Linked DNA regions of Homo sapiens: all the other regions are linked to region 1. A link is a contact called in ENCODE Hi-C or POLR2A ChIA-PET data. All regions are on one chromosome and are shown on one strand. Each heading gives the region's core, a stretch centred on a gene start or an enhancer-like site at or near the end of the contact. The rest is flanking DNA. Distances are from core to core; before and after follow the strand shown. Region 1 holds the start of ZDHHC4 (zDHHC palmitoyltransferase 4). Region 2 holds the start of DAGLB (diacylglycerol lipase beta). Region 3 holds the start of CCZ1B (CCZ1B vacuolar protein trafficking and biogenesis associated).

The links. A loop is a pair of places that touch in the nucleus more often than their neighbours do. ChIA-PET counts read pairs that join two places held with the same protein, here RNA polymerase II (POLR2A). Pooled maps may share reads with other maps.
Region 2: a loop to region 1 is called in a map of naive thymus-derived CD4-positive, alpha-beta T cell, with 4 times the contacts of the local background. The contact joins the promoter of DAGLB here to the promoter of ZDHHC4 in region 1. A Hi-C loop is called at or near these places in 1 of 168 maps with a recorded cell type or tissue (naive thymus-derived CD4-positive, alpha-beta T cell), 1 of 37 single-sample maps with no recorded cell type and 11 of 50 pooled maps. POLR2A ChIA-PET finds 5 or more read pairs at or near these places in 7 of 52 experiments (B cell, GM12878, HEK293 and 4 more).
Region 3: a pooled map shows a loop between it and region 1 (7-fold over the local background). The contact joins the promoter of CCZ1B here to the promoter of ZDHHC4 in region 1. A Hi-C loop is called at or near these places in 4 of 37 single-sample maps with no recorded cell type and 4 of 50 pooled maps. POLR2A ChIA-PET finds 5 or more read pairs at or near these places in 1 of 52 experiments (activated T-cell).

The regions. Positions count from the first base shown.
Region 1 is chr7:6,576,196-6,579,323 of GRCh38, reverse strand. ZDHHC4 (zDHHC palmitoyltransferase 4) reads right to left here and starts at 1,870. Exons shown (of 8, transcript NM_001134389.2): 1 at 1,826-1,870; 2 at 604-758. RefSeq lists an enhancer at 627-1,242 and a silencer at 1,521-1,850.
Region 2 is chr7:6,446,078-6,449,558 of GRCh38, reverse strand. DAGLB (diacylglycerol lipase beta) reads left to right here and starts at 1,605. Exons shown (of 15, transcript NM_139179.4): 1 at 1,605-1,811; 2 at 3,455-3,481. The coding sequence starts at 1,717. RefSeq lists an enhancer at 1,348-1,397.
Region 3 is chr7:6,824,771-6,827,851 of GRCh38, reverse strand. It overlaps CCZ1B (CCZ1B vacuolar protein trafficking and biogenesis associated), which reads left to right and starts at 1,577. Exons shown (of 15, transcript NM_198097.5): 1 at 1,577-1,774. The coding sequence starts at 1,655. RefSeq lists an enhancer at 340-634.

The sequences.
Region 1 (3,128 bases), core at 621-3,120:
GGGGTGGAGGCAGGAGAATCTCTTGAACCCAGGAAGCGGAGGTTGCAGTGAGCCGAGATCGCGCCACTGCACTCCAGCCTGGGCAACAGAGCGAGACTCCGTTTCAAAAAAAAAAAAAGAAAAGACACTGGATACTGGAACTCTTTTCCATAGTGTAGCGGTTTAAGAAAAAAAAAGAAGAAAAAAAAGGTACTGGAATTGGCCGGCCGTAGTGGCTCGTGCCTGTACTCCCAGCACTTTGGAAGGCTGAGGTGGGAGGATCACTTGAACCCAGGAGTTCAAGACCAGCCTGGGCAACAAAGCGAGACCCCCATCTCTACAAAAAATACAAAAATTAGCCAAGTGTGGTTGCGCATGCCTGTGGAGGCTGAGGCGGGAGGATTGCTTGAGCACAGGAGTTCAAGCCTGGGCGACAGCATGAGACCCTGTCTCAAAAACAAACCAAAAAAGATACCGGAACTGGTCACTTTTGACCTTAGCAGATAAGATTCTGGGCTGTAATGCCAAGTGAGATAACCAAACAAGAAGCTATTCATGACATGATAGGTGAGAGTAAACAAACAGCAGCAATTCTCACGGGGTGATTCAGGGTACCCAGCCTACATTTCTCTTGGTTGGGTAATTTTCAGCCGGCAGCTCTGGCATTCCTCTTCCCAACATTCACAGATAATTCAAACAGCAGCTCCTCTTGGGCAGCAGTGTGTGCCTGGCATGACCAGTAGCTGCCGGACATGGTTCTTCCAGGAGCCTGGATCTGGCTGCAGAGACAGATCAATTCAACACCCACATAAGACGACAAGAGTTGCAGTCAAAGGCAGAATACCTGTGGAAAAGGATTTGGAAGTAGGGGATTTTCAGCACCCCCAGCATGAATGGGTAAGACTTTGGGAGAAATGGCCCAGACTAAGTTGCTTAGGCCTGCTCCCAAATCTTTGGGAGGCCCAGGCAGGAGGATAGCTTGAGGTTAAGAGTTCGAGACCAGCCTGGGCAACACAGTGAGATCACTGTCCCTACATAAAAATTTAAAAATCAGTGGGGCGTGGTGGCCCGCGCCTGTGGTCCCAGCTACTTGGGAGGCTGAGGTGGAAGGATGGCTTGAGCCCAGGAGGTCGAGGCTGCAGTGAGCTGTGATCGTGCCACTGCCTTCCAGCCTGGGCCATAGAGCTGGACCCCATCTCTAAAAACAATAAAAGAGGCCGGGCGCGGTGGCTCACGCCTATAATCCCAGCACTTTGGGAGGCCGAGGCGGGTAGAACACCTGAGGTCAGGAGTTCGAGACCAGCCTGACCAACATGGTGAAATCCGTCTCTACTAAATACAAAAAAAATTAGCTGGGCGTGATGGCGCATGCCTGTAATCCAAGCTACTGGGGAGGCTGAGGCAGAATTGCTTGAATCCGGGAGGCGGAGGGTGCAGTAAGCCGAGATCGCGCCACTGCACTACAGCCTGGGAAACAAGAGCGAAACCCCGTCTCAAAATACAATAATAATAAAGACTTTGTGAGAAACAGCTAGTTGGGAAGAAATAAGCCAAGTCGGTAGCCTTGGGTCTCTCCCCGCCACTCCCCATTAGGGCCTCCCGAAGCCACCCCCATCCAAGGCACCTCCTGGGCGGGCCTGGTCGGAGATTTCCCTGGGGGCTGGAGCCCTGGTAGGGGGACGTGGAGTGCAGCAGGCTCGGAGGGGACACCGGGGCCGCCCCGGACTCGGGCGAGGTGGGGGTGGGACGGCGGCCCTACACACAAGGGGAAAGGGAGGGTCAGAGGAGGAGACTGACGGTCCTGGGACAGCCCAAGCTTCCCACAGCCCCGCGGAGGCGGCCTTACCGCCAGCCGCTGGGCTCCGGCGCCTCCCGGGCGCGATACGAGACTTCCTGCGGGCTCGTGACATCAGCACGGCGCCCCTGAGGGGCTGACTTCCGGCGGAAGTGTGCGAGGGCCGCCGCGGGTTGCGGGGCTGGAGTAACAGTGACCTCCCCGGCGCCCTCGCAGCCAGCCTGGGGACCTCCGTGGCCGGGTGTAACCGCTGGGAAGTGCGATTTTATTTTATTTTATTTTATTTTATTTTATTTTATTTTATTTTATTTTATTTTATTTTATTTATTTTATTTTATTTATTTTATTTTATTTATTTTATTTTATTTATTTTATTTTATTTATTTTATTTTATTTTATTTTATTTTATTTTATTTTATTTTATTTATTTTATTTTATGTATTACCTATTTTCTTATTTACTTATGTATTCGTTCATTCATTCAGAAACAGCCTCGCTCTGTCGCCCAAGCCGGAGTGCAATGGCGCTATCCTAGCACACTACAACCTCCAACTCCTGGGCTCAAGCAATGCCTCCTGCCTCAGCCTCCCAAGTAGCTGGGACCACAGGTGCATGCCACCACACCCGCCTAATTTTTTTTTTTTTTTTTTTTTTTTTGTAGAGACGGGTGTCTCACTATGTTGCCCAAGCTGATCTCGAACTCCCGGGCTCAAGTGATCCTCCCACCTCGGCCTCCCAGAGTGTTGAGATTACAGGCGTGAGTCCCTGCACTGGGCTGGAAGTGGGATTTTAGAGCAGTATTGCCAGGAGACTTACAGGAGGACCGACCTGGGCCTGGTGGGGGCGATCATTCTGGGGCTGTGACAGGGACTAAGCTGCCCTGCGGCCTGCACAGAGACCAGTCATGTCCCTGCTCAGAGCCCAGCAGGGGGATCCAGGTGGCCCAGGGCAGTCACACTTAGGGGGCTCTCAGACTATGTCTGTGTGGTGGACAGAGTTTGCTTTCAGCCACCCACACTGTTGAGATCTAGCAGAACATTTCCAGCATCTTCCGTTGCAGAAGCGGGCAGAAAGCACAATGTGTACCCATCAGTCAGATTCCGCTCCATGTGTGTCCTTGCTCCTGATGACAAGGACATGTTGCTCTGTACAGCCCTAAATATCCTCGGGGCAGTGACAAATACTTGACCACAAACGTTGAGGATAAAAGGGAAGGGTGTTTGATGCTAGGCAGGCTTGGGGTAACAAGAGCTGCTTCCAAACATAGCCCTGAGAAGGCCCTGTGGGGTGTCCTTTGCTCTGACCATCTCTGAATCAGCTGAGGCCAGGGTCTATTCCTGATGCCTCTGAAGAC
Region 2 (3,481 bases), core at 356-2,855, 130 kb after region 1:
CTCCTCCTGACCTCGTGATTCGCCCACCTTAGCCTCCCAAAGTGTTGGGATTACAGGCGTGAGGCACCGCGCCTGGCCTGCAATGTAATTTTATGCACAAAGTGCAGCCTTGCAAAGTCCCAGGCAGGGTGCAGGCTTTATCTGAAGGTTCACAAAGTCACCCTGGCTGCTGAAGAGGGCACAGCAGAATGAGAAAGCACAGTGGGGTGATGAGCCCAGGCAGGAGATGAAGGTGGCTCAGACCAGGGTGGGGCAGTGGGGGTACTGAAAAGCGCTCAGACTCCACCCCGCCAGCTGCAGGGTGGTTTCAGACCCTGAACTCGAGGGGTTCCTAACACGGGCTCCTTACAGCAAGGGGCACAGATGGAAGCAATGTTGTCCCATGCTTGCAAGTCTCACAGAACGGGATATGAGTCCCACACCTGCCATTGACAGCCTGGGTCTCTAGGCTAGCTAATTCCTCCAGGCCTGAAGCGTCCCTCCTTATAAAATGAAAATTTCGGTCAGGTGTAGTGGCTCACGCCTGTAATACCAGCACTTTGGGAGGCTGCGGCGGGAGGATGGTTTGAGGCCAGGAGTTCAAGACCGGCCTGGGCAACAGAGTGAGACTCCGGTCTCTACAAAAAATAGGAAAATTTATGGAGAAACCCCATCTCTACTAAAAATACAAAATTAGCTGGGCATGGTGACACATGCCTGTAATCCCAGCTACTCAGGAGGCTGAGGCAGGAGAATCGCTTGAACCCAGGAGATGGAGGTTGTGGTGAACCAAGATCGCGCCATTGCACTCCAGCCTGGGGCAACAAGAGCAAAACTATGTCTCTAAATAAATAAATAAATAAATAAATAAATAAATAAAAATAAATTAGCCGGGAGTGTGGCACGTGCCTTTGGTCTCAGCTACTCAGGAGGTTGAGGTGGGAGAGTCGCTGGAATCCAGGAATTCAAGGCGGCATTCAGGAGTTCAAGGCTGCAGTGAGTCATGATTGCGCCACTGCACTCCACCCTGAACGACAGAGCCATACGCTGCCTTAAACAAACAGACAAACAGGGCCGGGCGCAGTGGTTCACGCCTGTAATCCTAGCACTTTGAGAGGCCCAGGCGGGCGGATCACTTGAGGTCAGGGGTTCGAGACCAGCCTGGCCAACATGGTGAAACTTCGTCTCTACTAAAAATACAAAAATTAGCCGTGGTGGCGCGCTCCTGTAATCACAGCTACACCGGAGCCTGAGACAGGTGAATCGCTTGAGCCCGGGAGGCGGAGGATGCAGTGAGCCGAGATCACACCCACTGCACTCCAGCCTGGGAACAGAGCGAGACTCCGTCACCAAAAAAAAAAAAAAAAAAAAAAAAAAAAAAAAAAAAAAAAGGAAAAGGAAATATCACCAGAACGGATATCACTGCACTCTTCACGAAAAAGAAAAAGAAAATACCAGAACGGATTTCACCGACCGGCAGACCTGCAATCGACTCAGCCAGCGCCTTCCGGATCAGCGTTTCTGCGCAGGCGCAGACAGCTCCGGCGGAAGAGGCGGTGTAGGGCTCAGTGCGCTTGCGCCGATCTCGGCCTCAGCGTGAGCATGCGCAGGTCCCCGCCCTCGCTGCGTTTGCGCTTGAGCGCCGATAATTTGGTGGCGGCGTCCGGAGGGTGCTGGTTTGTTCTCGGTGAACGGCGCGCGGGGTCTCTCCTGAGTGCGAGCTACGGGACCTTCGCCATGCCGGGGATGGTACTCTTCGGCCGGCGCTGGGCCATCGCCAGCGACGACTTGGTCTTCCCAGGGTTCTTCGAGCTGGTCGTGCGAGTGCTGTGGTAAGGACGGCGGCTACGGGGGCGGTGGAGCCCACCGGAGAGGGAGCGGGGGGCGAGCTGTCCCTTGAGACGGTGACAGAAGTGGCTTCCCAAGCACTGTCGCGGTCCCAGCGCTGGCCACGCATCCTCTTATCGAGTTCTCACCACTGCCCGAAGAGGTGGGCAGTGGTGCTGTGTCCATTTGACGGATGACAAACCGAAGCCCCCAGAGTGTGTGGGCTGACCCCGGGGGACAAACAGGGGGTTTCGAAGTCCGCGCAGCAGGACGCGAGCACCCCTTTGTGTGCAGCGCCGAGACCTGGCCCTGGGGTGCCACGAGGGTGTTACCGCCGGCAAAAGCCTTGGCCTCGAGTTCTCCTTTCTTGAGGCGGGAGCAGCCACTTGTGCCCTTCCTTCCCTTTGTACGGGGCACTTGAATCTGCAACACGAAGGATAGGAAAAAATACCGAGCCGGTTGTGGCTGCATTTCGTGAGAAGCAGACAGGCTCAACATACAACGCTGTTGTCTTTCAAAGTGTGGAATCAGTGGGAAGTGGCATTGGTACCTGAAGTCTGTTCCCAGAGGATCTGTGCAGGGAATGAATCATTGTTATGCAAAAGTAGATTCTTGGCTGGGCGCCATGGCTCACGCCTGTTATCTCAGCACATTGAGAGGCTGAGACGGGAGGATTGCTTGAGGGCAGGAGTTTGAGACCAACCTGGGCAACATAGTGAGACCCCTTTTCTTTTTATTTTTTTGAGACAGGGTCTCACTCTGCTACCCAGGCGGGAGTGCAGTGGTGCGATCACCACTCACTGCAGCCTCAACCTCCTGGGCTCAAGCGATCTTCCCACTTCACTCTTCCAAGTAGCTGGGACCACAGACTCGTGCCACCACGCCCAGCTAACTTTTTCTATTTTTTGTAGAGATGGAGTCTCACCGTGTTGCCCAGGCTAGTGTCCAACTCTTGTGCTCAAGTGATCCTCCTGCCTTGGCCTCCCAAAGTGCTAGGATTACAGACGTGAGCCGCCGTGCCGGGCCTAGATCTTTTATTGTTGGCAATTATATTCCAGGCCAGGTGCAGTGATTCATGCCTGTAATCCCAGCACTTTGGGAGGCCAAGGCAGGAAGATCACTTGAAGCCAGGAGTTCAAGACCAGTCTGGGCAACATAGCAAGACCCTGTCTCTACAAAAAGAAAATTATATTCCAAAGTGAACCTTGCCTTGTTTTGGAAAATATTAACTCCTTTTATTTCTTTTTTTTTTTTTTTTTTTTTTTTTTTTTTTTTGAGACGGAGTCTCATATCGTTGCCCAGGCTGGAGTGCAGTGACACGATCTCGGCTCACTGCCACCTCCACGTCCCAGGTTCAAGCAATTCTCCTGTCTCAGCCTCTCGAGTAGCTGGGACTACAGGTGCGCACCACTACGCCCAGCTATTTTTTTTTTTTTTTTTGTATTTTTCGTAGAGACAGGGTTTCACCATGTTGATCAGGATGGTCTCGATCTCCTGACCTTGTGATCCGCCCACCTCACCCTCCCAAAGTGCTGTGATTACAGGTGTGAGCCACCGCGCCCTGTCCCCTTTTATTTCTTTGTATCATGTTCTACACAGCAGCTCCTTGGATTTCATTTCTGACCCTTCCCTTTTTTTTTTTTGCCAGGTGGATTGGCATTCTGACGTTGTATCT
Region 3 (3,081 bases), core at 328-2,827, 250 kb before region 1:
AGTGAGACCCCAGCTCTACGAAAAATTTAAAAATTAGCCAGCCATGGTGGCATGCACCTGTGGTCCCAGCTATTCGGGAGGCTGAGGTGGGAGGATCACTTGAGCCCCGGAGTTCCAGGCTGCAGTGAGGTCTGATCTGGCCACTGCACTCCAGCCTGGGCAACAGAGCAAAGTGCTGTCTTAGAATAAAATACTTTTTAAATAAACTAAAAACAAAACAATGGGCCTGGTGTGGGTGGCTCACATCTGTAATCCCAGCACTTTCGGAGGGCAGGTGAGGCAGAATAGGGAATGAGGGTAACCAAGGGTTAAGGCATAAACAAAAGAACAGCAGGTGCAGCCAGTTCTAGGCAAGATTAGGCAGCATAGAGGCCACGTGTTCATTCCCTCAATCAGAGGCTGATTGACGGACGACAGGGGGTTGGCCGGGGGGGAGGGTGACAGCTTCTGATTGACGGGGGGGCGGGTGCGCGTCTCCACTTCAGCCTCTGATTGGTCACAGGCCAATCCTTCAGAGGGTGTAACCAATCGGAGACCTCTAACGGGCACCTAGGGGCGTTACCTAATTCTTCCAGCTTAATGAAAATCCTAATGGGGGCTCTTGAGCTGTTTGCTCTGTCTTGCTCCTGCTCTGTGAGTTGTACTTTCGCTTCAATAAATCTGTCTATTCCTTACTCCGGTTTTTTCTTTTGTTTCTTTTCGTTGCTTTGTTCTTTTGTTACTTTGTGCATTGCATTTTGTTCAGTTCTGTGTTCAACAAGCCAAGAACCTGGGCAATCCACGGTCAAGACCTTCCATCCAGTAGCAGAGGCAGGAGGATCCCTTGATGCCAAGAGTTAGAGAGCAGCCGGGGCAACAAAGTGAGACCCTGTCTCTACTATCTATCTATCTATTTTTTAATTATCTGGGCATGGTAGTGCATGCCTGTGGTCTCAGCTACTCCTCAGGCTGAGGTGGGAAGATCCCTTGAGCCCAGGAGTTGAGGCTGCAGTGAGCTATGATGGCACCACTGCACTCCAACCTGGGTGACAAAGCGAGATCTTGTCTCTAAATTAAATTTAAAACAATACCACCAAAACAACAACAGGCTGGGCGGTGGTGTCTCACGCCTGTAATCGGAGCACTTTGGGAGGCCGAAGTGGGAGACCATTTGAGGCCAGGAGTTCGAGAGCAGCCTGGGCAACACAGACCCCACCTCTACAAAAAAATAAAACTGGCCTTGGTGGCGCGCGCCTGTAATCCTAGCTACTTGGGAGGCTGAGGCAGGGGGATTGCTTGAGTGTCGGACGTTGAGGCTGCAGTGAGCTGAGATCGCGCCACTACACTCCAGCCTGGATGACAAACTGAGACCCTATCAGAAAAAACAACAACAACAAAAAAACAGTGCCCGCTCGGTTTTTCCTGAAACGCGCAGCCCTCGCCTGTAGCCAGGAGAAAACTCCGCGAGCCAGCAAAACACAAACTCGGCCAGGAAACAGACAACAAGGCCACCCGGGGGTGCCTGAAGAGGACGCTGCGAGGCGGATTCTTTTTCCGGGCCTGCGGCGAGTGCTTCCGGGGCGGTGGCGACGGAGGCGGAAGTGCGGTGTTTTAGCCGGTGGCTGCTGTCTCTGGGCGGGCCGTGGGAGGCTCCCGAGGTGGGGGCCGGGGCGGGATGGCTGCAGCGGCGGCCGGGGCCGGGAGCGGGCCCTGGGCGGCCCAGGAGAAGCAGTTCCCGCCGGCGCTGCTGAGTTTCTTCATCTACAACCCGCGCTTCGGGCCGCGCGAAGGACAGGTATGCGGAGGGGGCGGCGCGCGGGCGGGCGGCGCCGGTGTTCCCCGGGAAGGTGGCCCTGTGGTTCTGCCCACCTCGAGGGGCACTGACCTAGCCTGCATTGTGCCAGGTGCGAGTCCGGGCAGGGGGCTGCGGCGGGGACCTGACAGCAGGCAGGGACCGCTTCAGGTCCTAGGTCGATGGAATAAAGCCCCGTCGGGTCTATATCACTCCACACCCCAGGTTGAGGCTCTTTGCGCTTTGCTTTGCGTCAGTTCTGGGAAATTAAAATTGAACTTGGCTTTGTTAAGTGGGTAGTCCCCAACTAGAAGCGTGGAACCAGGGTGGCAGACGCTAGCCTTCAAATGATGCAAGCCTGGAGGTCCCTGTAATAGTTTTCGCCCAAATGAGGAAATAAATTAATTTCGGGAGGGGTGTGTGTGTGTGTGTGTGTGTGGTTTTTCTGAGGTGGGGACGGCGACTTTCTCAAAGGATGTCCGGAGCTGTGTTTTGTTTCCAGCAAGTCAGACTTCTGTTAAAGACTGTCCAGGCTGGGCGCTGTGACTCACGCCTGTAATCCCAGCACTTTAGGAGGCCGAGATGGGAGGATTGCTTGAGGCCAGGGGTTCCAGACCAGCCTGGGCAACATAGCAAGACCCCCAACTCTACAAAAAAAAAAAAAAAATTGAAAAGTGAGCCGGGCGTGGTGGCACGCACCTGTATTTCCAGTTACTCAGGAGGCTGAGGCCAGAGGATCGCTTGAGCCCAAGTGATTGAGGCTGCAGGTGAGCTGTAATAGCGCCACTGCACTACAGCCTGGGCAGCACAGACCCCATCTCCAGAAAAAGAAAAAAAAAACAACTTGTCAGTTCAAATGGCTGGGAACTGACTGGATTTAATTTTCAGGGAGCTATGTGTCTGCAGATGGGCACACCTTTACTTCTTACAAGCATTGGTGTATTACAAATTAGCACTAGGAAAGAAACCTGGAGACTTGAGTTTTCATAAAAATTACCTGGTGCTACTTCAGATGTGACTTCTTGACTATCGAAATTGCCTTTCTGACTGGTGGGCAGTATTTGCACAATGATGAGATCATTCCTGTTCTTCTTCTTATTTTAAATAATAGAGACGTCTCACTGTGTTGCCCATGCTGGTCTTGAACTCCTGAGCTCAAGTGATCCTCCCGCCTCAGCCTCTGAAAATACTAGGATTACAATTCCTGTTTTTCTAAAACCGGTTTTTGTTTTATTTTGTCATTAGCATGTGTGACACAAGAGGTCGACATTGAACTTAGCGTTTTCAATAGCTAAGATGAAATGTTTCTA